Regions from separate parts of the Homo sapiens genome. Here region 1 is linked to region 2. The links are chromatin loops, found by intact Hi-C in ENCODE. Cell type or tissue: OCI-LY7. All regions are shown on one strand.

Region 1 (2,500 bases), 260 kb before region 2:
ATGGGGTGAGGGAGGGGTGGTGGTGACCCAGGCTTGGGTGCAAATGCAAAGAAGTACCCACTGTTTATCTGAAGTTTAAATTTCACTCTGTGTCCTATGTCCCCTACTCTAATCTGCATACAGCTCTGTGAGAACACAATTCCGACTTCTCTTAATTACCTGAATCCTTTTCACAGGGCCCTTTGAAACTCACTGGTGGACATCATCAAAATCTCCAACATCTTCAACCTCTTCTCACCTATCTTGTTTTTCAAATTGAAACCAGTCTGTCTCCTGAGAACACGGTTCCCCCTGAGCGCATTTCTTTCCCATCCTCTGCATTACCACTAGGCTGGCTGTGAAGCAGGCATCCTCTTTAATCCTTGTTGCCTCCCACTTCCCGACACTACCCAGCCCTGAATCCACTGTCAGCAGATTGTTATTGATCATCTCTTCTTTCCCTATTCATCTATGGGCTCAGGTCCATCCCTTCTTGGTTCTTTGAAGATGTTACTTCCTGACAGAGTGTCATTTTTCCACAAAACGATCCCTATTATAATTCTTAGTGATTTCAATGTCCATGAAGATGATAATTTCAAGTCCTTGCTTTCTAACTTTCTTGAACTCTTCTCCACACTATTTCAGTCATCTCTTCTTGTAGTCAGGCCTTAGACTTTGTTGTTACCAAAAGTTGTAATATCTTCTAAACTCACCTCTCTCTGTTCACTGCTTTCAATCTTCCCTGCTGATACCCCCTAGTACCCCGATTCAGTACTGGCATCTACGCTGCATTGACCCCATGTTTGAAACTGCCTCTTAACCCTACATCCTCACTCCACTATTTATCCTGCTGAAGTTTTGAAGCCAATCATTTGCATCAGTTCTTTGCAAATGCTCTCATCTTCTCTGTTCTCTCGTTGGCCTACTCACGTGAAAAATGCAACTCTGGTCAAATCCAACTCTCCTCTGTTCCTCACCTGCACCTATGAAACTAATGAAGCTGGAAATAAACACAGGACTGCTGACTCGCCTCACTTTCAATTCCTTTTCACTCTCCACAAGAGAGCCCTTCGTGTGGACAGACAATCACACTGCATTTCCCCAGCCCAGTCACCCTCCTGCTTTCCTAGGTCACGATTTTGTACCTTTGCTCTCTTCAAATATCTAACAGTTCCTCCTTTGTTCTCCCTTCCATTTTGTCAAGAAAACAGAGGCAATCAGATGAGAAGTTCCACAAGTTCCCACTCCCACTCCCACCCCCACCACCTACCTCTATCTAGGTCAAGTCACTGCCTTCTTCCCTGTTACTGATGTGATGTCCCCTTAGCCAGGAAAAGCCTCCCTTTCCTTGTGCACTTAATCCCATCTGCCTTTGTCAACTCAAGAAAATTGTTCTAGAAATTTATCATCTTTGTCCAATAACAACTCCTGTCTACAGAATCATCATATATATATTATATATATATAATATATGTTTATCTGAAGTTTAAATTTTATTGTGTGTCCTGTGTCCCCTGTCTTTAGATAAATAGATAGATAGATACAAACCTTCTTCAAACCCACTTTCTACTCCATCCAGTACCTCATTTCTCTCCTTCTCTTTACAGCAAAACAAACATTATCTACACTCATAATCCCCAATTCATCTTCTCACATTCTCTTGGAACACACTCTAGCCAAGTTCATTCTCACCACCTGATAGAAACAAAGCTCTTGTCAGGAATATAAATGACCTCCATGTTCTAAATCCAATGGTCTCATCTCATTTCTTATCTCTCACTTGATCTATCAGCAACATTTGTTACATTTGATCTCTCTATTCTTCTTGAAGCATTTTCTTCCCTTAGCTTCCAACTGATTTTCGTTCTACCTCACTAGCCACAAAGTTTTCCTATCCTTTGGTGGGTCCTCCTCATGTACCCAACCTTGAAATGTTCAGTGCCTCAAAGTTCAGCTCTGCTGAGCTCTTCTCTCATTGCCTTCATGATCTCATCTGACTAGAATCTGATAACTAACAAATTTCTCTCTCCAGCCAGACCGCTCCACTGAAATCCAGAGACACTATTTTCAGGGTCATCTCAGCATTTCTACTGGAATAACTAATAATCTTCTCAACTTTAACATGTTAAAAACTTACTTCCTGGTCAGATCATTATTTTCTCTTAAAAAATCTGCCCCTCCCACACTCTTCTATCCATCTGTTTGCTAAAGCACAATGTTTTGGAGTTATACTTGATTCTTCTTCTCTACACCATACATACACTCAATCAACAAATCTTGTTGACCCCACTTTCAGAATATATCTACAATCCAATCACTTTTTATCAGTTCTACTGCTACCAGTCTGATTCAGTTGTCTTTCACTGTGATGATCGCAATGGTCTCCTAATTAGTCTGCCTACGTCCACACTTGTCCCTTACATTCTATTCTCAATTCAGCAACCAGGGTGATACCACAGAAAGTAAATCTGTGCATGTCAGTCCTCTTCTCAAAACCCTCCAATGCTTCTAGCCTCACTTT
Region 2 (2,500 bases):
GTATGTTTACATGAGAAATTGCCAGACTAATTCCTAGGTCGTTTTGTCATTTTATACTCTCATTATCAGTGTATGGTGATTCCACTTGTTTCACATCCTCAACAACACTTAGTATTGTCAGTCTTTTAGTTGTAGCCATTCTAGTGACTCTGTAGTAATAACTCATTGGTTTTAATTCACATTTCTCTAATGATTTATTATGTAGACCTAGACATCAAAGAAAACACAGGCATATATCTTAGTGACTTAAGAATAACAAAAAATTCCTTTTACAAGACACAGAAAGCACTCACTATTAAAGGAAAAGCATAAAGATATAGTAGACTTCACAGAAATTAAAATCGTAAGAAAATAGGTTTAAAAGCCACATGTATGTACATATAATATATACATGCAAAGGACTTGTACCTAGACTATGTAACAATTTCTATAATGCAATTTTTTTAATCCAGTGGAAAATTATGGGCAAGAGATTTGAACAGGCACTTCACAAAGGAATATATATATACGCACACACAAAATGACCAAAAAGCACATGAGAAAATGCCTCATAGCATTTCATCATTACCTTTTATAGAAGCCATCACTTTTTATTTTTGTACCACAGTTTGTGAAAGTATAACTCCCAACCCAAACTGTATAAACCTGAAAGTACAATGAATATTTAAGGCACCTTTGTCCTACCTCCAAGGTATATGTACATGTGGAGGAGTGAGAGACTCACAAATATTTTTAAATCATTGAGCAAATGAATTAACATTGTATATCTTAAGACATTTTAGCAGACATTAATATTGCAAACAAATGAAGCAGTAATAAGGCAGTGCCTAGAGAAGAAAAAGAAAACAGATAACAAGAGAAATAAGCCTAAGAAGTGAGGGGGCGGGGGGAAGTATTTCTCACAGACAAATGAAGTGAATTTAAAACGCTAGTGTAAAATAAAAGAGGAAATAGGGTTAGTAGAATAAAACAACAAAGATAATGTGAAGCAAACTTTCCCAAAATAAGACACCTACTCTTTTGCATGGGCAACCCATCTCTGTGTGGGTAATTTTGCATTAACAAAAGCCCAGGGGAAGCTATCAGACCAAAACAGGAAGCCGTGCATGTGTGCTCAGGTGGAAGTTGCCAAGACATGCCCCTTGTGTACTCTGATGTGCATTCTGCTTGCCAGAAAACTCAGATTCCTTGTCAGAAGTTAGACCCAGAAAATGCAGATAGCATCATTATTGCATCCACAGTAGTGTTTTCAGATTCTGGTGACATCATCTAGGAATTCTCAGCCATGATAATTTTAACTCCTATGGGGCATTCTCTTTCTGAGATAAAATTTGTCCACTGAGCCATTTGTGAATGACTTATATGAAACCCATTCATCCCCATGATTCAAAGACTACTGTTCAGTATTTATAGTAACTCTATAAGGAATTTTCTAGAACTATAGGCTTACTCGAACCATCTTTATAATTATTTCAAAATAATAAGGCACATTGTTTCAGATGATGACCTCAAGACTCAGTTATTTTCAGGCTAAATCTCTGAATATATTTCAATGATCTTATTTCTATCTCAAATTTCAAACTAATTTGTATAAATCATTTAATTTCCATGTGAAAGACTTTTTTCTCTCCTGATCAGATACTAAAATATCAGAACTTTGAAACGTGGAAATTCTGACCAATAAATGCAATTTTCATGATTTTTCTTTTTGGGATTCTCAGGAGGAAAAAAAACCTCACCTATTGAATAAGTTACATTTCATGACTAGGGCAGTAAATTAGTGGATTCGAGGTAAACTCTGGGTGAGGTGTATATGGGTTCTGGGAATAGAACCAAAAACAGAAGTTTAAAAAAAGAGAGAAGCTTGAAAAAATTTAGAGAACCCTAAAAAATGAAATTCCAGAGGGATATCTTATACTTAACTGTAAAATATGTGTGCTTGTGTGTGTGTGTGTGTGTGTTTGTGAGGGTGGGTTGGGGGTGTATGGGAGTCAGAAAATGAAAAACTTAAGTGAAAGTTATAGTTTTGTTGGGAAAACCTTCAAGGCTGAGTTTTTCTGTCATGAAATCAACACATAAAGCTATTTTATAAACAAAGGAGATGGAGACAGTTAACTTATAAATAGATCTAATTCACACACTCATTCATTCATAATTTAAATCCTGCAACAGGAAATAGAGCATATTCTAAACTTAATCTCATCCCCTTCTTCAATGCATTATGAAGCTCAAGACATAGTTTTGAAACAAATTAAAGATACTATCTTTATGTAAAGGATAAAATTTGTTATCCTAAGATATAGTAAGTGGGTTTAGCCAATGTGAATCTTGTGTCTTAGGCTCACCCAAAAGTCCTATAAATGAATCCAACCTAACCTTAGAATGCCCATAACTACATGCACACTGAATTTCTGTCTGACCACCTGGACTTCAGCCCAAACTGTCATGCTCTCCTTAGCTTCCAGGTTCCACATCTCAGCTCCTGACATTGCTTTAAGTT

The links. Peaks named below come from ENCODE experiments on the same cell type or tissue, not always from the same donor. Only the 100,000 strongest peaks of a DNase experiment are listed, where the experiment ranks them.
Region 1: it touches region 2 in a loop (3-fold over the local background); 3 of 110 quality-filtered maps call a loop at or near these places.

The regions. Positions count from the first base shown.
Region 1 is chr3:18,760,247-18,762,746 of GRCh38, reverse strand. No RefSeq gene overlaps it. Among named protein-coding and RNA genes, the nearest start is that of SATB1-AS1, 320 kb to the right of the region's middle. In OCI-LY7, no CTCF peak of the experiment used is centred here; a DNase peak (open chromatin) is centred at 986; H3K27ac peaks cover 688 bases.
Region 2 is chr3:18,498,075-18,500,574 of GRCh38, reverse strand. The region is part of intron 4 of SATB1-AS1 (SATB1 antisense RNA 1); the gene reads right to left. Among named protein-coding and RNA genes, the nearest start is that of SATB1-AS1, 54 kb to the right of the region's middle. In OCI-LY7, no CTCF peak of the experiment used is centred here; a DNase peak (open chromatin) is centred at 1,094; H3K4me3 peaks cover 1,394 bases; H3K27ac peaks cover 1,460 bases.